Regions from separate parts of the Homo sapiens genome. Here regions 2 and 3 are each linked to region 1. The links are chromatin loops, found by intact Hi-C in ENCODE. Cell type or tissue: GM12878. All regions are shown on one strand. Each heading gives the region's core, and the rest is flanking DNA. Links, peaks and the distances in the headings are about the cores only.

Region 1 (7,576 bases), core at 1,667-6,666:
AAGAATCATCACGGAACTCTCATCAGAAACAACATGGGCTAGAAGACAATGGAGTCACAACTTTAAAGTGTTGAAAGAGAAAACAGGATGTATAGTCAAAGAAAATATAATTCAAAAATGAAGACAAAATGAAAATATGTGCAGATAAAAGCTGAGAGAATTCACCACTAACAGACCAACATTACAAGATAAGTTGAATGAAATCCTTTAGGCTGAAAAAACATATGTATCTAAAACATGTAGCTAAAGAAACATGTATCTAAGGAAACGTGTCTAAAGGAAGGAATGAAGAACACACCAAATGGTTCGAATACAGGCAACTGTAACAGACCTTTTCCTTGCTTCTTAATTTTTAAAACACAATTGATTGTTCAAAGCAAAAAAATAATGATTGTATTTTGGTGGCCATAGCATATTTAGAAATAAAGTACATGAAAAAAATAAGAAGGAGGGAGTATATGAAAGTGTACTGTTGAAATATCTTACATATGAAGTGTGCAATGTTAATTCAATGTGGATTGTAATAAGTTAAAAGTGTTTATTTTAATCCTCAGTAAAACAAAGTTTTTTAAAAAATAGTTTTAGCTAAAATGCCAATAGAGAAGATACTACTAAATATACTCAGTAATTCAAGTCAAGAAAAGGAAGGGAGAAAAAGGAATGAATAAGAAATGAGACAAATAGAGAACAAACACCAAATGGTGGACTTGTGGCCAAATATATTAATAATTGTATTAAATATAAATAAAGATTTTATTGTCAAGATTGTCAGATTGAATGAAAAAGCAAGGCCAAATGATGTACTGTTTGTGGAAGATAAACTTTAGATATGAAAAAATATAAAAATGTATTATTACAGTTGGATACTTTAACATACCTCTCTCAGTAATCAATATAGTTAGGGACAACCAAATCAATTTATATATAGACAATTTGAACAGCACTATCAATCACCTTATCCTAGTTGATATTTATTGAATGCTATCCCCAAAATTAGAAGAATATATATATTTTTCAAGTTCTCACAGGTAAAAGTATACATTAAATTCTTGTATTAGTAAAGAAGAAAGGTCACAATCAGTTATGTAAACTTCTACCTAAAGAAAATTTAAAAAAGAAGAACAAATTAAACCCAAAGTAAGCAGAAGTAATGAATAATAAAGATAGGGGTAGGAATCAGTGAAGTAGGAAACAGAAGAACAATAAAGAAAGCCAATGAAGCTGAAAGCTGGTTCTTTGAAAATACCAGTATCATTGATAAACCTCTAATCAAACTGAACAAAGAGAGACAGGGAGGAAGAAAGAAAGAAAGTCAGCACACAAATTCACATTTTCAGGAAAGAAAGGAGGAGGCCTGGCACAGTGGCTCACACCTGTAATCCCAGCACTTTGGGAGGCCAAGGTGGGTGGATCTCTTGAGGTCAGGCGTTTGAGACCAGCCTGGCCAACATGGTGAAACCCCATCTCCACTAAAAATACAAAAAATAGCCAGGCGTGGTAGTGAGTGCCTGTAGTCCCTCTTACTCAGGAGGCTGAGGCAAGAGGATCACTTGAACCTAGGAGGCGGAGATTGTGGTGAACCAAGATCGTGCCACTGCACTCCAGACTGGGCAAGAGAGCGAGACTCTGTCTCAATTAAAAAATTAAAAGAAATAAAACCTTTAGGAAGAAATATCAAGTTTACACAGACTTGTAGACAAATAGAGGAGGAAAAGTCACTTTCCAATTCATATTATGGGGAAAGAGTAACCTTGATACTAAAACTATATATGGACATTACGAAAAAGGAAATTAGAAACCAATAGCACTCATAAACATAAGCATAAAAATATATTTCCAAACCAAATTCATTAATTTATAAAAAGAATAATACAATGTATCTAATTATGGTTTAATTCAGTAATACAAGATTGATGTGATAGTTTAAAAATGTAACACATTAACAAGTTAAAGAAAAATCATGTGAGCATTTCGATAGATGCCAAAAATGTGTTTGACAAAATTCAATATCAATTAAAAATTGTTTTAAAACTCCCAGCTAACTCTAAATAGAGAGAGTTTCCAATCTGTTCAAAGGCATTTGCAAATAAACAAAACCCCTAAAAGCATAGAAAACATTTATACCTAACTGTGAAAGGATACTTCCCTTTCAGTATTGGATACAAGGAAAGGATGGCCACTCCAACCACTTATATTGAGTGTTAGACTTTAGAGACTCACTATGGTATAGCGCGGGGCTCTCTCTCTGCTTGGAGTACTTCTGTAATGCATCTAGCCTGCTGACCCAGGTAGGCCTTTGTCTGCTGAAACTTTAGCCAATGTGCATTCAGAACATCTATACCTACCCCCTAATGTGGAATAATGAGACTTCAGGGGACTCCATATAATGCACTACTTCTCTGTTTTTAGGTTATCCCCAATAAAACCTATATTATATCTGTATTTTGTTTGTGATACGTTTGCGTGGATACTGAATATATCCTGGAATTTATTCATACATATTTTAAACAAACATATTCTAAATGATGTTTATGAAAATTTATTACATGTATTATTTTTAGTAATAACAAAATATCAAAAATAAATAACTGCTCAGTAATAGAGTGCTGGTTAAATAAAGTAGGTATATCCAACAAATAGAGTGTTAGTCATAAAAAATCAAGAAATTCATTGTGTAACATGTAATGATCTCCAAGATACAATCGTAAGTGAAAGAACAATGCAAAGAAAACTATATAATTGAAAAATAAGGGATAGAGATAGGCAGATAGATATGTATTTATTTGTATATGCATAACATATCTCTGTAAGGATAAACAAAAGGAGTTCAGTATTAGTTAATTCTAGAGCAGGGAATTTGTTGCCAGAGTAACAATATGGAAGGGAGATTTTTGTTATACCTTTTCTTCCTTTCGAATGTTGAACCATCTTAACGTATTAACTAACCCAAAATGAAATCCAGTTTAAATTTAAAAAAATCTCGTTGCTGTGAATCACAGTAACATTTAGTTCTGTCCATGTAGTTCTATACCTAGCACATGGGATATCTCCTGCTGTTATGCATAAGATAGGTTGAAATGTGATAATGGGATTAGAATCTAGACAAGGGGATAGGATAGTGCAGACACAGATGATGACAATGAATGTTATGTGCCAAGTTCCACGACACAGTAAAAAAAATCTTTAATTTATATGAGTCAGACTTGAAGTCTCTTATGTGCAAAGCTGTGCTGAAAAGACATGTCGTAGGGACAGTTCTACAACCCCACCTTTCTTCCCTTGCCGCTACATGCCTGTCTTCCTGCTTAATCCTGCTGCCATGTAAAAACAGCTGCCTCTCACTTGTCCCCCACTTGACCTTATTTTATCTGATGCTTTAAAATCCCATTTCACGCAGTCAAAGCTAGCAAAGAAGATAAAGCAGGATTTAGAAGAAGATGGATAATAGAAGGGAAAGGAAGAAAAGCTTTCCTGTGATAAAAATCTGGAAATCTAACCACCAAATTGTAACGTAATTTATATGGGAAAATTCATTTTTGTTTTCTACACAACCAGAACATCAATAAAACACTTTGAAAGGTAACCTGTTTGTAAATTGAGGAACTTCTATGCTTATACTTCCACATGGAGGCATGAAGACTGAGTCACAACGGCAAAAAAAAAAAAAAAACTCCTCAAGATTGATACTTAGACCCATTTAGCAAGGAGGCCTTCTTTTTCTTGAAAATAAATATTATATTGAATTCCATTTACGTATAGTTAATGCTGGCCAGTTTGTGGAGATTGTGGAAAAGCAAAAAAAAAAAAAAAAATGTTAGCACAGGCTTCAAGGGACAATTCTAAAGACCTTCAAGACAGTGACTTCAAGTAGCTTTTTTCCCTCATCTATCACTGACACAAAAATATGTGAAACAGATGGTGGTTCTTGGCTATATATAGTTTTTGTTGAAACTTGTTAAAAACAGTTTGGATCATGATTAAGAAATCTTACCACCTCTTAGCTGAAACATACCCCAAGGTTTTTCTTAGAAGGTGTTAGAAAGGCAGCTGATGATTATAGTCAATGTTTCCTTCTTCTACAAATAAAAAAAAATCTAAAACCACCAATGGCCTTCTGGATACAAGCAAATAAATACACAAAATCAAAGACAACTGGGAGATGTTCATAACTAGTCTAGTTTTTTTATTGAATAAACAGCTGTACTTTGGGTTATTGACATACATATACATTATATGAACTCTTACTTTGACTTAACTTTTTTCTTGCATGAGTCATTGTAGTCATTAGACTGTTTACTGTTTCCTGTTTTGCCCTCCTGGGTGCTGAGTAGATTGACACGTCTTTGCTCCCTTGTGTTTGAATGGGGCTGTGTGATTCATTTGAGCCAGAGAGTTGTGAACAGTGTGTGGTGTGGCTCCCCTGGGCCTGTGCACTTAAGTACCAATGCCAGACCGCAAAAAATTTTTTGTTCCTTTGTCACATTAACCAGAAACAAGTAAGATAGTGGCCACTCTTGCAGCTGAGTTCCTTGACTGACCACAAGAAGCAAAGTTTCATTACCGAACTGTCGTGGACATGCATCAGGAGTGAGAAATAAAGCTGTATTGTTTTAAGCCCTGAAAGTTTTTAGTTTGTTTATTACTGTAGTGTAATCTAGCTTACCCTGACTGATACAGATCATGCTGAAGTCACTGGCAATAAAGCAACAGCCAATGACTTGCCAATGGAAAGGCAGAGAAAAGGAAGGTCTATTCCCAGAGAGAGCATTGCTTTTTCCACGTGAAACAGGACAAAAAAGCAAACAAACAACAAAACAAAAAACAAGTATTCCCAGGCATATATCTGCAATGCTACAGCTGTCCTTTAAGAATGACTCTCTTAATTATGCTCTCGTGATTGCCAAAACATAGAAGCCACTGGAACGAATTTGAGTAAAAAGGATTATGGGATCATTAGGATCTCATAAGTGAAGAAAATCTTAGGAGGTGGAGGAAAAAAACATTAAAAGAAAAACACGTAAGAAAATTAGAGAACCAGTTCAGGAAGTTGACTGGGATTTCTACAAGAAAGAAAAATGAAGGAGATAAATTAGGAATTAAATATAGTTTTCTAGAAATGAAGTTTTTAAAATTTCAGATTGAAAAAAATCCACTGAATTCTCTGCATAAAGATTGAAACCTAACAAGATACACCATGCTGAAATATCAGAATACTGGTGACCACGAGAGGATTCTAAAAAGTCTAGGAGAAACAGGGGTAGGAAGAAAGAAACTGAGAGAGAGGAAAAAGAAAGAAAGGAATGAAGGAAGGAGAAGAGAGAAAGGGAGAAGAAGAGAGGGAGGGAGGAAGGATGGAAGGAAAAAAGAAAGGAAGGAAGGAAGGAAGGAAGATTTCTGACAAAGCATCAATAATCATAATGCATTCTGTATTAGGATGGCATTAGGTGTTGTGTAAAATAGAATCAAACTATAAAATAGCTCAAACATATTAGTTTATTTCTTGTTCAGGTAAAAATCCAAAGTTTCTAGTTAATGGGCAGTTTTTATTTAGTACATCAGGGACTAAGGAACTTTCTTATATTGGGGGTTTCTGTTCTCTAGAATGTCATTATCACCACATTCAGCTGGAAAAATGGTGGGGGGAAGTATGTAGGAAACGTATTATTTTCTTAAAGCCTTTGATCAAGAAGAAAACACGTCACTTTTACTAAAACTGCATTAATACCAGAGCAATCATAACTATAAGCAAGGCTGAAAAAATGCAGCATTGTTGTGCAACATGGAATAAGAGGGACAGGATTTTTAGTGACTAGCCAGCAGTGTAGAGGGAGTAAGAAGGCCCAGTGAGTTCACTAGCAGTAAAGAGGGCTGGTTTCCTTTAGGATCTAAGAAAATAAAATGATGCTTCTGTGCAGGTGTGCAACTGTGCAATAAAAAGAGCATCAAATAGTAAAAGTTTGCGATGCTTGCTTGGAACTGAATCATTTTGATATGACTAATTAGGAAATATGGCTTCATGTGTATTATTATACTGGCACCTGCTGGGTGATATAAATTTGGTGGGTCTCTTTAGGGATATGTTGGCAATACTCCCTTTCTTGGAAAATGCTTAAGGAAGCTTCAGCTGGAAAGGAGACTCTCATGGGGATCCTGAGACACATGAGATTCTGGTTACCATCTTTGCATCTTTTTCTATCAAACAAACCACACTCTACAGCAATATCTGGAGTAGTGCTTCTGTCCTGTGACAAGAGTGGAGAATTATCTTCACATTTTCACCTGGAATGTATTTCTACCCTACAATTTAGTACTCTGCCAAATTACCAATTACACATGAGAATAGAATAAAGACATTTCCACATATGCAGTTTCAAAACTTTTTCTACCCATTGGCCCTTTCTCAGAGATATTTTGGAGGATGTTTTCTACCAAATTGAGGGAGTACGCCAAGAAAGAGGAAGACATAGGACACAGAAAATGGCTGATCCCTTCCAAGAGATAAAGAGAATTCCCAGGACGTCTGCTATTAAAAAGCCTCTGAAAGAAATATCTCTCAAGAAAGGAAATCAGTATATTTCTGGGTGTGTTTAAATGGTTGACATAAGATTTACACATCTAGAGGAGGAAAATTAGTGACAAGTAAGTGGAAGTTCATAGAACAAAAAATGGCACAAAATAAATCTCTAGTACAGACAATTGCTATTCTTCCTCCTTTCTTCTCTTCTCCCCACACATTCCTCCTTTTGTCCTCTTTCAATTGCTCCATCCTCCTCCTCTCTTTCTTACATCCTTCACTTTCTGCTGTATTCTTCAAATAATTTGAGATGCTTTATATGACATACATGCAAACACTAAAGGATAAAACAAAAACTGAGAAAGTTGGAGTAAAGGGGAACAATAAGTGCAAAAAACAATTAAATAAAACTAATTATTACCTCAGCCATGCAGAGGTAGAAAGTAGGAATTGGGAAGGCTTGCAAACAAGTCTCGCCAGAAAGTTCCAATGCCTATACCAGTTGTTTATTGAGGGTGTCCATTTTATTTTCTGTGACGATCACCTCATAATCAGAAAGAATGAGCCCAGGAGTGAGATTGGAGTTGGTCTTATTGCAGGTGAATGAGGAGCCTGTGGCCATCAGGCATGAAGTGAGATCCCCTCCTCTACACAATGCCAAGTTCTCTGTAAGGATCAAGAACCTTAGCAGCAGCTGAGAAAAGGGTCAATAAATATGTTTTAATCAGTAACATCTATATTTTATATGAAAATATAAATACACATGTGTTTTATTATTTTATACTTTGTCTAACTGGTGACATTTTGAGAGGTATTTATATTTCTCCATCTCAAATGTTTGTCAGTGATTTTGCTTATGATATATTCCTACAGGATGTATTTGGATTGATTGTGATATATATTAAATACATATATAAGAACATCAAGTTCAATGATATAATCATATAAAATAAGATAAGAAAAATGTGGTGCTCATTCTTAGCTCACAGGGTCTCATGGCTCATTTGCCCTTTTGTTAAATTAAAGGCAACACAGTCCAGTGAATTGTGCATAGACATGATA
Region 2 (7,576 bases), core at 1,445-6,444, 350 kb after region 1:
GGCATGTGCCACCATGACTGGCTAATTTTTGTATTTTCAGTAGAAACAGGGTTTCACTATGTTGGCCAGGCTGGTCTTGAATTCCTGGCCTGAAGTAATCTGCCCACCTCAGCCTTGCAAAGTGAAGAAATAATTTTTAAAGAAGTATGGAAAACAGTCGTTCTCTACCCCCAAGTGAATTGTATGAATCTTTAATCATCAACAGTCTAATACTTTTCCAGTTACCAGAACTTAAACTAATTCTGTGCTTTATTCTCAGTTTATATTATAAACCAGCATTGAAAGCAAAATTGAAATCCTGAAAATTAAAATACATAGAAAACTAATATCATTATGTTCTTCTATTCATATCCAGTCCCCACTAACATCTGAGGTATTTCACATAATCTAAACATTTATTTGAACAGTTTGCTATAGCTATTCATCCACTTACCCACTGCTTATTACCTGGTCTATTAGATCTGTGAGAGAACATGGAAACAAAATCTGTACCTTAAGGAATTTACAGAAGACTGTCAGTCATCTAAAATACTCTGTGGACATCTGGAATTTCTGAGAGCATATACTGTCCTCCTCTCTTTCTTTGGGATACCCTTGAGGTCAAGGGTCCTTTATATTCTCAAACCTATGTTCAAGTTAATATTAAACAAATATCTCTTGGCTGACAACTGTCACCAACTCTAGATTTCAAATGTTTTGAAAACTTTGAAGCAAATATTACTTAAAATTTGAATTTTTATTGCCATATGTCATTTTATTTCCTGGTGACAGTTGTGAAAAAGGATTTCTAAACTGAGTGGAAGCTTTACATCTTCAGGGATAAAGCCCATTGGGTTGTCATAAGCCCAATGATTTCTAGGCTCAAAGAGTTTAGATAAGCACTCAGCACTTGGGGAAAGCTTGTAGGTTCTACAGCACATAATTACTATGAATTATCTAACTATTAATAACTGCAGTTTCTTGGATGATTCATACATTTTTGCAAGGCTTTGTAAACAAAACTGAGTTTTTTTTTTCTTTGAAAAGACAAAGATAGGAACTCAGGATAATAAATAGGAATAAGTTTTTGAAGAAAAAAATGCTAGCATAAAGGGGAGTGAGGAAAAAAAGGAGGAAACTAATATTTCAGACACCTTCCATGTACCAGGCACAGTGGTCCTCAAGCTACATAGAAGCTTGTCTTATCTAATTAATGTTCGCAATGACACAGTGAAGTAGGCAGTATGATCTCCATCACAGAGACAAGGTAAGCAACTTGCCCAAAGTAATCCCAATAGCAAGCGGAGGACTAGAATCTAAACCCAGACTGGGTAGCTGACTATAGAACTTACAATCTGACCAGCATTATTCCTCTGTGGCATGTCATTTCAAGCTACACTGAACATCAGTTAAAATAGAAGTCTCAGCCTTAGAAACATAATGACATTCAATAACTACAGAACAAATAATAACAAGGAGAAATGAAAAGGGGATAGGAGGGAGAGAAAAAGGGAGGGAGGAAGAGAGGGAGGCAAAGAAGGAGGAAAGAAAGGAAGAAATAAAGAAAGAAAGGGAAGAAAAGAAGGAAGGAAGGGAAGGAATGAAAGGAAGGAAGGCAGGCAGGCAGGTTGCTGAAATGCCACATCACTCCTACTATTACCAGTTACTGTCTCTATTAAGTGAACTTCTTTAATTTTGCTAAGAGCTAGTCTGTTTTTAATGCAGTAAAAAATACCTTAACATGGTCTACTAACTCTTCTGGCACAATTTCTATGAATTTTATATGTATTTTTTTCTGGAAATGTAACATCATTAAAACTAAAAAAAAAAAAAAAAGCTCTCATCGAATTGAAGTATTTAGCACGGGCTGACATATTCTAATGTTACCATAGCTTTTATAGTGGTTTTTATTGATTCTTATTGTCTAAAATAACAGAAATATGCAACATGTTAGAAGGGTTTGGGGCACAAAAAGTTTTATGAGGGAAGTAAGCTTGTGTGACAGCTGATATAGACACAAATGTCCCCCTAGTTTCCCAGGTTCATTTTGGAATAAACGTGACTTTTAAATTTCCAGGTACTAGTTTCCTCTAAGAATATCTAACTCAGAACCATATTAAAAGTTGTAAGACTACAATATGCCCAATTAATATGCATCTAATATTCCTTGATTTAGAGTTATCTGACAATAATATGCCAGCCTTGCCAGGAACTAGGTGTGTGACCTGTGGAAAGTCACTCAACCACTCTGTGTTGTTTTATTTTTCTTATTTGTAAAAGGAACTTAATAATTGAACCTTTCTCATACTTATGGATGATATAGGTTTTAACAATTTTACTAAAGGTTGACTAAAATGTTAGAAATCTATTCATGCAAACAACAATATTTGCAAACTTTTAATATTAGTCAAGGTGATATTTTGGTTAAGAAATGATGACCATCTCTTAGAAAATTAAAGAGGAATTTTTATGGTATCTTGCTGACATATAAATTTTTTAAACATCTTTAAAAATCAATAACGTATTTATGTACAGATCACAGCAATATTTTTTGAGAAATGTATTTCAAACAAATATCTTTAATTCCATCCAAAAAACAATTGAGATTCTAATATGATTTAATTTTCCTGGGGACAGTCATTCTTTACCAACTGATAAGTAAATATTTCAAAATTTTAGCTACTGGAAACTTCAAGTTACAGGGTATTTTTTGTATTGTTCCCTCTGCGTGGAATATTCTTTATTCTTAGATGGTGAGTGAAATGCTTGTAAACCTTACAGACTGTCTGAAGAATATACTTGCATGTCAAGCAAACTGGGGAAACCATTCACCTTTTACAAATATATAAAACAAGCTCAGCTGAACACCATTGTTTCTCCTGCAGTATGATCATCTCTCACACAAAAACACAATAAATCCATTTAAGAATCATCACACTTCATCTCATACAGTTTCCTTGAGTACAGTAGAACCCTTACTGTTGACTATTTCTTGAACATGATGGAAAAATTATAGTTTAAAATATTATTTTGTGAAAAAGCCTCAAGTCCATTTAGAGATGAAATGAAGCCCAAATCAAATGTCATACAGTCACAGTTTCAACCCTGGCTGACCACCCTGATCCGATCCTGTCAGAGAATGCTAAGACATGTCCCAGCTAATCATCACATTAGTCCTAAAAGTAACTAAGAACATTACTTTTAGTTTTAAAAGTAACCACCTTCCATGTCTCAGGCTACGCTGGAAGTATTGGAGGTGAGGTATTAATTTTAAAGCCTATAGGTAGATCATCTAAAAATCATGTTCTGTTCCTGTCATAAAGGGTGCATTTAAGTCTCTTCCTGTTCTCTCTTCTCTTCTCCATTGTGTAGCAAAGAAAAATTGATGGAGCATGAAAATCTCGGGCTAATAATAGTATATGAAAGAAGAACAGAAAGTGTGTGCCAAGGTGTGACCCACTGAGAGAACCCTGGAGACAAGAGTGTACAGATAATGTATCACGTAATTCTAGATTTTGTCATGAATTCCATGATGTATTAAAATAATTATTTCAGGATATTATTGTCCCATTGGCTTCAAAGGATAATGCAGAAAAACTAAGAGCCTCAGAATTTTTTTAAAGAAAATCAAATTAGCTACCACATTAAAAGTCTATTTTTATTTCATTGTTGATATTTTCCAAGAAAAAATATATTTCTAAAATCTTCGGAATCCATTTGTGTGTTACCTTTTAAAACATAGGAAAAAGGTAAAATAGGCCATCAGCTGAAAACACTTGTCTCTCCTGCAGTGCGATAATCTACTCACATGAAAATATAATGAGTCACTTTAAGAATCATCACACACATCTCTTGCAGTTTGCCCAAGTGTTGGGAATTTGTCAGGAAGAAAGCTACCTATCATCTGGTCTTTGGGACCACCATGTGATACTATTCCAAGATTCTGAAAATCCAAGCAATCTCATTCACTGAGAGAATAGTCAAATGATGTGTACTTTGTGAAAGTCATACAATAAAAAGAAAAACATAACAGTAAATCAGTTTTATACTTTAAATGTGAAATTTTAGATCCCAGTGTGTATCACAGAACACAGTGCAATCATTGTTAGTTTCATTTTTTTCCCTTAAAAAACTGCAAGGTATTATAAATTGTGAATAATTTAAAACATTAAATGGTTACTAACAAAACTTCAGACTATCAAAGCAATATAATTTATTTGTCTTTGTCTTATACTAATTAAAATGTACTACTTCCCTTACTACTTTGGGGCAAGGCTAAGGAACAATGACCTTTAATACATGTTGACTAAGAAGCTAACTATAAACTGTTATGTTGGGTTTATAAGTCATTACCATTGAGCTGTTATTCATCCTAAATCTTAAACATTTGAACACATTTCAATTCATGTAAACAATAGAAAATCAAATGAGAATATGAACAAAATAAAGTGATTTTCATAATTAAAGGCTTAAAGGTATAGACACATGAAAAAAACTTCTGTTTCTGCTTAGAAGAATATGCCAGAAACGTTCCATTCTGCACACTATTGTGATAGTACTTCAGCAAGGTCTGGGGAATAAATTTATCTTCAGAATAATCCTCCCTACCCTTTAAATTTATTACATGTATACACTAGGATATAAAGGTCTATGTTAAGTTGGATACTTCCTGACATGCTTTGCTTGACTTACTCCAACCATCACTCTGTATTTCATTCAGTGCCAAACTTCTTACAGAGTATATCTATATCCACAGCTACTAATTCCACAGCTATTAATTTCTTAGGCTTGCAGCCTAGCGTCTGCCCTCACCATTCTAGGGGAACAGTTCATCTTAAGGTCTCTAACCTTCTAAATGACTAGGCCAACAGGTTGGCTCATAGTCCTAACACCCATACCCCATCATTTTCCTTCAGGGCCTGACTTCACTGATCACTCCATTTTGAAACATCTTTCACTTTTGGTTTCCAAAACACGGTACAGCTTTGTTCTCCTCCCATATCTCTGACCTTGTTTTTCTGCTGTATGTGCTGGCTCCAAACTTTCTCCTACCTTCTAAATATAGATTGTCTCCTTGGACCTCTTTGCTGCATCCTGTTCTTTAGGTAGTCTCACCTGGCTTCACAAAGTTATCACATTTATACCATTGACACCTGCATCTCCAATCCCGGTCTCAACATTCCCCTTCAGGTTTCAATTTAGTTGCCTGACAACCCTGCTACATGACCTACCTGTACCTTAAAAATTCAACTTGTCCTGCGAACATTAGCATATTCTCTACAAGGTCAGCTCTTCTTGCTTTCCCTGTGTATTTTTGGAGGCACCATTCACCCTCAGTCATCTAAGTTCAAATGCTTCCATCATGATTGACTGCTTTGGTTCTGTCACTCCTGGCATTCCATTCCTCCAATTTTAATTTGGGACACATGTACTTTGCCATTGTAGTGTAGGCTGTCACATCTTGCACAGTCCTTACCACCTGTCTGCACAACTTTTTTGTCCACGTTTAAGATTCATATGATTCATCGTCAATTGTACTTGAAGTGGATCTTTCTCATCAAGCTGTCCCCCATTCCCTGTTTACCTCTACATTACAGCACAGAGTTAATGCCCTTCACCATAACAACAACAAGAACAACAACAAAAATACGCATGTGTATAATAGGTGCAAGTTTCAAAGACCACAAACTTGGTGTGTAAAATGTAACTTTCTTTCTCTGAAAAGAAATTTAATTTCTAGTTAAATACCCATTCCTCAAGGAAGTCAGGATGGGCAACTTTTAGATGCTTTTTCATTCAGTGGTGTTGTCTCTGATGCTGTTTTCCCAATATTCCTTACTGTCATTTCTCCTCTTTTCACCAGTTGGTGGTTCATTGCCCCCTCCTCAGAGGCTGCATGCCAAAAAGTGAGGGTGAGGTCCTCTCTGCTACTAGGTCCTCAATCTCTTTGTGGTTCTTCTGACAAAAAGATCTGGATTCAAGAGCCCCTCCTCGTGAATACTTCCTAGCACCTACCTCCTTTACTTCCCCATTGCTTTTTCTTTCTGTTCTCCAATTCAGAGAACTGTAATATCTTGGGGATGACAATAAGGGATTAAATCCTAGAATCCTTTCCTGTAGGGAAGAATCCAGATTATCTAATGGACTTTATTTTCTTACTTGCATTCATGCTATAACAACTTTACCCCCTGGTCATAAGAATAGAACACAGCAGATGCTTCCTGCATGGAAGGAAGGTAGGGGCAGAAGGAAAAAGGGGGAAAGAAGCATAGCTTATTACAAAATGTCATGTCATGACATTATAGTAGCAGAACTTAAAGACCACTTCAGAAAGGATTATTGCCAAGCTGCAGTACAGCACTTTCTCCTCACTGCTCTTTGGAAGGAACTAGCCGTTGCACTGTTATATGTGTGTAACTCTTTATGGAAAGAATTATTTTAGGTAAATATATGGGCAATATATGCATTTTGTTTGGCTTGTACACAATATATGCATTTCTTTGGCTTGGCTTAAACCTTTTTAAAAAGTGTTTTTTAATTGAGAATTTTCACATAAAATCCACATTTTCTGCTTTTTTAGAAAAATATAAAAAATTGGCAACATCAGGAACTTGTACAAAATTGACTTAAATACAGCTTGTAAAGTCGGATAGAGAAACATGGTGAGTAGGCAAGGAGACAGAACTAATATCAACTAAGCACTTTCTATGAGCTCGACAACTGCACACACGAACACACACACATATCATTGAATCCTTGAAGTTAGGGAGGTAAGATGTTATTATTCTCATGTCAAAAAGCTAGCAAGTGACAGAGACAGGAAAGGAACCTGCATCTCTCTCACAAGGAAAGCACACTACTAGACAAGAAATGGCGAGAAAAGAATGTAGTCTCAATGCATCTAAATCTCAGTGGTACCTTCTGGGAATGAGAATGCATAGAAACCAACAGACCAAACAAAATACCAAAATCTACGCTACTGCCATTCTTTGCTGCTTTGAAGCAAGTCTCTTTTTGCCAGAGTTCTCTTACTTCCTAGGCAGTCAAATTAAGTAGCTACAAGTCAGAACATGACAGATTTACTTTAAAGCTATCAACAATTCTATACTTTGGAGTACTTCTAGTCACTATTATCACAGATGCTTCCTTTCCAAGGATGGCAGAAATCTCTGTGATAGAAAGAATATAAATAACCTGTATTTTACTTCAGATTGCCTTGGTCCTTTTCAAAATAGGAGAAGGCATACAACAAGTTATATTAGCGCAGCTCTTTCCACTGCCTCTATAAATGCATAAAGTAGCAATTTTCTTTCTAAACCAAATCTGTTTGGCAAGATATAATTGCTGTTATAAAAATTTAAAAATGGTCCTCTTCAGGGGAGTTTACACCTTTCAGATATTTTTGAGCTATTGTCATGACGTTCACCTTTCCCTGTGGACATATTTGACTCCTTTAATCATGGCTAATAAATCAATCCTTTCATCCTCTTAATTTTTCTTGTTATTCTCTGAACTCCATCCAGTTGGCTTATATGTATTTAGTAATGTGCAAACCAAAACTAAATGTAATATTCCAACTGTGTTTTTTTTCAGTATT
Region 3 (7,576 bases), core at 1,445-6,444, 250 kb after region 1:
TGTTCACACAGCTATTATTCCTTTGAACGTATGTGTAAAATTCAGTGTCCAGCATTGCTGTCAAACTGCTGTTTCTGAGTCCCTGAGATTCAAAATATTACCTTATTTTACTTACTCTTATAGGCTCTAAACTGGAGAAAAAGGAATTAGCTACATTTTTAAGGCTTGGAAATGTTATTCCGGTGAAAGATGTTTGATACCTGTACAGTAAGGAGCAAATTGCTCCTTTCCTTTGATCTCATGGGTGGAAATGTGCCCATTTGGGTCCTTTCCAAAATCAGAGAGCCATTTGGGGTTATTAAAATCCAACTAAAGGGTCGACTGGAATGTGACTTTGAAAGAAAGCTGCTTGCAATACACGTTAGGTTACCTTTGAAGCATAATAATAATAGTAAACAACAAAATGAGCCATTAGAAAACATCAGTGAAAGATTTAGGCCTTGACACAGAGACAAAAGGCCTCAGATGTTTGTATACCATGGTTACCTTAATCAGAAACAAATTCTAATGGCTTGATACATCAAATGCTTCTCTAAATTTGGGTGCAGATGACTTGACCACTGAAAAAGAGACAGGTATATCTAAGAGGAAAGGAGCTACTACATGTGGTTAATAATACATACATGTGTGATTTGGCAAATGTTTGTAATATGTTAAATATGAGTGTTAAAGGACAATTTTTATTTTGCCACTTTGAAGTAACTCCTCTTTACTTTTGTGTTTATTTTCTTTTTGTGAATTTGCTACATTGAAGTACGTTTTAAAGTAGGAAGAGATAGTGAAGGACAATTTATCTCCATGCTGCATGACAATCTGTTTGATCAGCATTGTTCCATAAGTCTTATAAGAAAAATGGTTTTTCTCACAGCAATGTTCACATTTGATTAAGTTACATGTAAGACTTTCAAGACTTTCAAGTAAAAATTACAGTGTTTCAAAGACAAATATTTTAAATATACTGACTATAGAAATTTAGGAAAACAATTTTGGAGCTAAATGGAGTTTTATAAGTATAAGATCTTATAGGCTATTAAATGATCACACTTTTCTGTGACTCAGTGTAGCAAGAATTGAAATTCTGTGCTTTGGGTTGTAGACATAACATTTACTTTTTTATAGTTTCCTTATATGGTAAGGGATCTGCCAGTTTATAATTATAGATCTTTCCACATCTCTACACCATTAAAAACGTGGGTACAGAGACATTTTAGAAGGCATACAAATGGTCACAATTCAACTTGACTGGATTTGGCCTATGGGAATTATAAGACTTCCCAAACGAACAAAAAATTGTTTGAATTATGAAACCAAACTTAACATTGCAACTTTCACTATTAAATGTAGGTAATTTCAACACTCAAAATTGATTTCACATAAACCATCATCAGAACGTGTGTATTGCCATATCAATTAACTGCTGATTCTAAAAATAACTTTGAATTTCCAAAAAGCCAGTACAAAAGGGAAGTCTTGGTGAACTGGAAAGGTGTCAGGCAGATTACAAACAAATACCTTTCTTAAGATTGATCTTGACCTGAATAACCCACAAAGAACTTCTGATGTGGTTCCAGATCCACAGAATAAAATAGAAAACAATTTTTATGGTGCAAGTGTTCCAAAATTGTCCTATACTGGATTAGAGGATGCTCTGATTACAAATATGTTTCATCATGGATGGGGTCTGAAGAGGAGACAGGGTAATGGCTTTCTGAGGCTGGAAAACATGAGATTGGCCAGGCAAATGTGTTAGTCTTAAGACAAATGTATACTGTTGAAGTACTTTTTGTTGGATGTAGTCATTCTGCAGATGGCATTCAATCCAAGATCCAGTCACCAAATTATGACCAGCTGAAAAAGTAGCCTAAGAATTCACAAAAGTGGAATAAAAATAACGTGACAAACAATAGCTAGAAGTTAGTCCTTATAACTCATAATTTCACTTCAGGACATCATGCAATTTTGACAGATAATAGGGAATTCTTTCATTTCATCCCTTTGCCCCCAAATATTTAATTATGGCCACATGAAATAAACTGTGTTTTGATTGAAGGGAATCCAACTTCTGAATCTGTCAAAGATGCTGGGGATTAGGGGGCAAGACTAAAACTTTCTTTAGGAATGAGTTTTGTTTTGTTTTGGTGTTTCCAGATTTGCAGTCAGCATATTGTCTGTCCCCCACCCTTCCTCTAATCCCCAGCCCTTCTTACTCTGACAGCTGAGGCTTTGTAACTCCTGCCCTTGGACAACGCTGAGCGTTGGCTCTGGGAACAAATTCTGCTCTGAGGTGCGGAGACTGATTGTAAGGAGCTCCAGACCAGAAGTTTACCAGTTTAATATTAAACTGTTGGTTCTATCTTACAGTCTCATGCAGTTCCCCAGACACTAAATTCCCCTGTCTTAAACTCAATTTCCCAAGTGGCTGAATATCTATGTTGCTGAGTTTTTACACTATTGGAATGACCTGTACTAGTCTTAGCATAAGCTAATTCCTCTTTTGCTCTATTTAGATGTGCATCTTGGGTCTTGGAATCTATTGGACGTTAACACACAGGTATTTGTTTCTATCTAACGCTCTTGAACTTAAATATTTTATTTAAGATTAAGGCACTAAATGTTACACAATTTGTGTGGGGACTAACATTTCCAACTGATGACTTCACTGTATTAATTTGCTCAGCACCACTCTGGCCTTTTCAAAGAAGATCTTCCGGTGGGTCATTCAGTTTCATGTCAGAAGAGCTCTCCAGCCTCCTGTCTGAGGGACCCTCTGCCTGACTGTGGAATGCTAGGAGGTCTAGGGAAAAGTTCAGGGCTCCTCCCTTCACACGCCAACTTTACCTTCATCTTTCTGTTTTCAGCCTCTAGATTAATTTATTCTTTACTATACTTGTGTTTCTGAGTCCAGACTTTCTGCAGTTCCATTTTAAAAGATATTGTATGTGATGATATAGATTCCCAACTGTATGGGCTGGGGTAAGGAACTCAGGGGTCTACCAATTTTGCACATAGACTTCTAGCCAATTGTTTTCTGACCTGTGTCTCAGCCTTATCTTTTTCAGCATAGGATCTGAACAGCAAGTATGCCTCACTCACAGCTAGTATTTCTCTTCTCTCGGCACTTTCAGTTGTACCTTATTTTGCCTGCTAAGTCAAACTTCATAGAATGAATTCAAATGAATTCAGATTTCTTGTCTGTTATGAGTTATTCTGTTTTTTCTTTGTGGCGGGGGGTGGGGAGTGAGTGAGTAGCTTTATGTCTTTAAAGTATTTTTCTTGGGGTTTCAAGTGGAAGGGAAGATAAATGCTTGTGGTCAATCTGCCTCATTTAGTCTGTACTTCATGCATGATTTTTTAGACCTTATCCTTATGCCAATTTTCTCAAAGTGTGTTTAGTGGGGTGTTAATAGTTGTGATAAAAAAAATAAGGAAAAGTCATTCTGTGGTCAAAAATGCTGGGGAAAAACTGGGTCACACTAAGCTAACCAGCTTCTTTAGTGTAAGAACTTTTGGGATTATTTAATATACTAATATTATTATCTGAGAACCCATAAGGTGGAGGTGTATTCAGTATTTCTCAAAAAACAAAACCTGTTTTCACCAAATTAGAACATTAAACCTTAATGTAGGAAATGGTAATCAAAATAGTTCAAACTCTGGCTTAGCTTGGTTCTTAAAGGCTAGTAATAAACTCCCTGACATGGGGGTTTATTGCAAAGAACATGAAGGAGTTTATGAGTCAGCATCTCTTTTTTAGTCACACTGACATTCTAGGTTTCAGTATTGAAAAGGCTGGGTAGTATAGCTGCCTTATGGAGTCATAATAGTAGTTCAACATAAGTTACTTTCACTGTTTGTTGACCCTCCATTTAATTATCCTTCTTAAGAGAGAGACCTTGATTTAATTGGTGTTACAACCATTCAATATAGGGTACTCCCTTTGAAACAGGATTTTGTATCAAGTCATCTCAGAAAAGGCTGGGCTCCCTCATGACCAGTGAATTTATTCTCACTGGGCACTGATCTCTAATCTAATCAGCTAGTAGCAGAGGATAGAATTCACTTACAGATGATTGAATGAGCACTAATCATTTTACACAGAAAGAACTGTTTGAAACTACATTTCTAAAAAAGGAGTGTAGGAATCTGTGACTCATCTTCAGCACAGGGTCATTGAAAGATTTTTAAATGACAACACCGAATGTGAAGTATAGGAACATTCTCCTGGTGGGGGGTAAGAAGTACGGATTCAAGTAGTTGACACTGGAGGCTCTGAGATAAAAATATTGCAATAGCTGAGGGCAAAGAAATGATAGAGAAGGAGAGACCCTCCTCCCCACCTTGTTCATTTGCCACCCCACACACTATTTACCTGAATCCTCAACCTGCTCCTCAGGGGCCTTTCTCCAACTGTCCTTCTTTGTCCTGTATTTTTATTCTGTCTCTTGGTATTGATTATTTCCTCTCTGTTTAAAAACATGCCAAAGTCTTTCCTCCTTTAAATCCAATATTTTTACCCTTTTCTTATTTTTATTTGTTGAAAGCTATTATGAGCCCCCTTTCTCACTTCCTATACCTCTTCAACTATTCTAGTCTAATTCTTGCCCCGACATTTTACCAAAACCACTCTTAAGATGATCAGAAAGGACTCCCCTGCTTCATGCCAAAAACATTATTTTGGAATCCTCACCTTAATAGATCTATCTATTACATTTGACAACACTGACCCTGTCTCCATCTCTCCTTTTCACAAATGGTTACTCTGTGGCTTTCCATGGCTTCACCTTCTACTTGAGTTTTCCCGCTATTAGTTTATGCTCTAAGTTCAAATGCTCCTATTTCTCCAGACTTTGCTTAAATATTGGTGTTTCCAGGAGTTTCTTTCTCAGCCACTCTACTCACTTTCTCTGGATGACGTATTTTCTTTTCTTTTTGGAAGTTAAAAACGTAACCTGCATGACCTCACACATACAGTGGGCACAGGGCAAAGACTTATTTAATTCGCTCAGGGGGAACAGCAGGAGGCAAAGCCGTCTCAGAGGAGGATTCAGGGCTAAGTGCCTACAGCCCTTGAGAGATCGCACAGTGGATTAAGATGGGAAAGAAGAGGTGGGTTGTCGATGACGTGTAGGCAATGCAGCCGTCACCACCTGCCATCTTCTCTGCCACACAGAATACACTTGCACCTCTACCAAAACTCTGCAGTTCACGCAGGATGTCAATGAGTCTGGGCTCTGTGGATGATCTATTTTCATGGTTTCAACTACAACCTATTTTCTGATGACTCCCTGTGCCATCTCTCATCCCTACCAGTCCCTCCAGTGTCATATTTGTATATCCAACTGCCCATTGGAGATCTCCACCTGGATGTCCTACAGGCAACTCAAATACAACATGTTCAAAATTGAACTCATCATCTTTTCCTAATAAGGTGACTTTTCAGTCATTCTTTGTCTCAATTGCCAGTTTCTCTCCCTAATCCATCACTCAAGTTAGGAGTCATCTTTGATTCTTCCCACTCCTGCATGCCACAAATAAGATCTATAGATATCATTTTTTAAAACCAGGCTTGCTTTTGTCCACTTCTCTCTTATACTTACACTTCTCTTTTATACTCTCTGTCCTGGTTTGGGTGGAACTTTACAATCTCTCACCTGACTTCTAGAAAAAAAAAATCTCCTAACTTCTCTAACTTGTTCTTCTTCAAATCTTCCTTGCTCACTGTTATTAGTCTTAACTGTTTGAAACAAAACCATGACCATCTCACTCCTCTCCTGAAAACCTTTCAGTGGGTCTCCATCACCTACAGGATCATCCAGTTCTTACCATGATCTTGCCCTCACCTACTTTTTTCAAATATTCTTTTGTGATTTATGTTCTACTATATACAGGATTGCCTGTGATTATGAGAACATCAGGTATTTCAGAGCTACTTTGGTTCACATTATTCTATGGGATTGCAATGGCCTTCCTTCTACCATTATCTTATTACCTTGATTAAGTCCTGTTCATCCTTCAACAATTAACTTGGATGGTAATTCAAGAAGAAACACTTAATCCTTAGATTGAGTGCCTCTTCTTGGTGTTTCACAATATCTTATTCATATATCTGATGTGCTATCAAAGGTATTGTTTCATAATATGGGTTTTTAGGACTGACCCTGATTGCAATGTCCTGAGGGCATAGAGTACGTCATATTTATTTTTATATTACTACTGTTTAGTTCAAGAACTGGACCACAAAATAAATGTTGAATGATTTAGTAAAAGAATAAACAAGGTCAAGGCAGTTGGAATGTAGTGTAGGAGAAAGACGTGGAAAATATATAGCTTGTAAACAGGATTTGGTAACTGGCTGGTTAAGGGTCGTGAAAGGGCTGGAGAAAGATAAGCAAAAGTCGAAGATAGCTCTAGTTTATAAATGGTAGTGTGATAGAGTAAATTAGGGAATACCAGAGGGGAGGAAAGTTTAAAGGAAATATTAATTCTCCCTCTAAGGATATGCTGATTTTGAGATACTTACGGGAGTCCTATAAAATGCTCTTCTAACTCACTTTACAGCAGTAGTACAATGCTTGCATAGAGTAGATACTCAAAAATATCTATTGAATTAAATTTCCATACTAATTCATTAAAAATAGCCATGCTGAAAGTTAAATTCTGGGTTCTTCTATATCAGCTAACTATGTTAACCATATTTGTATCTTTTTTTTCCCTAAAAGTCATTATTTCAGTTTTTTTTTTTTTACCGGATGAATTTAAAGTTTCTTTCTTTTTAATTTTTAAATTGTGGTTAGATAGTAAACTTGTAAAGTTTAAAGGAGAAAGTAAAACACTTTATTTCTAGGCCAAATAATCTTTTATTTAATTAAGATTATATAATAAAGATTATAGGGTTAAAATTAATTAATAGTGGAAAACCATCTCTGACAAAGAACCAAAACTCCCTTCTTTTCTTCTTTCTATAGTACCAGAATCAAAGGAAACCTGCTGGTATTAGTGGTAGTTTGATGCCAGATGGTTTTTGTTGACTGAGTCAAAAGCTGTAGCTACATTTGCCAAAAAAGGAAGATATTATATAAGGTCTGCATAATTGATTAGACTAATGAATAATAACATATCAGTTGGTTGTGGATTTGTCCCTTCTGCAGCCAGGTTTGTGTTGATAACATTATTGTATTCTTTCCAGGTTTTAGCTTGTTCACAGTAGGTGTTTGCCACATAACCGAAGGCACCATCCAAAACCTCTCTTGGGCAAGAGCTACCTGGATCCTGTTTGTTGTCCTATGTAAACACTAGGAAAACGTAATCCATTTCCACTCATAAAAAGAAACACCTGCTTTTCTAATCAGCAGGAACATGTTAGTCAAAATTGATGCACACCAGTTGGGAAATTGTTTACAGATTCTTGGTGGCAACATATTCTCTTTTGGTGCCTTGACGGATGAAAGAAACACCTCAAGATCTTTCATCTCACCTATGGCAGTGAGAGCTCACTGAAGCAAGTTTGTTATGTCTATGATAGAATTCTAACCACAAACCAAAGAAAAAACATCAATATCTTACTGTAATGATTATA

Evidence for each region. Peaks named below come from ENCODE experiments on the same cell type or tissue, not always from the same donor. Only the 100,000 strongest peaks of a DNase experiment are listed, where the experiment ranks them.
Region 2: it touches region 1 in a loop (3-fold over the local background); 1 of 110 quality-filtered maps calls a loop at or near these places.
Region 3: it touches region 1 in a loop (7-fold over the local background); 1 of 110 quality-filtered maps calls a loop at or near these places.

The regions. Positions count from the first base shown.
Region 1 is chr7:121,527,397-121,534,972 of GRCh38, reverse strand. No RefSeq gene overlaps it. Among named protein-coding and RNA genes, the nearest start is that of FAM3C, 130 kb to the right of the region's middle. In GM12878, for the core only: no CTCF peak of the experiment used is centred there; DNase peaks (open chromatin) are centred at 3,942 and 4,492; H3K27ac peaks cover 1,583 bases.
Region 2 is chr7:121,176,440-121,184,015 of GRCh38, reverse strand. The region is part of intron 16 of CPED1 (cadherin like and PC-esterase domain containing 1); the gene reads right to left. LOC124901735 (a long non-coding RNA gene) reads left to right here. Exons shown (of 3, transcript XR_007060494.1): 3 at 3,352-7,576. Among named protein-coding and RNA genes, the nearest start is that of WNT16, 150 kb to the left of the region's middle. RefSeq lists enhancers at 3,267-3,496, 4,866-5,025. In GM12878, for the core only: no CTCF peak of the experiment used is centred there; a DNase peak (open chromatin) is centred at 3,365; H3K27ac peaks cover 1,019 bases.
Region 3 is chr7:121,275,105-121,282,680 of GRCh38, reverse strand. The region is part of intron 22 of CPED1 (cadherin like and PC-esterase domain containing 1); the gene reads right to left. Among named protein-coding and RNA genes, the nearest start is that of WNT16, 50 kb to the left of the region's middle. In GM12878, for the core only: no CTCF peak of the experiment used is centred there; a DNase peak (open chromatin) is centred at 3,760; H3K27ac peaks cover 1,593 bases.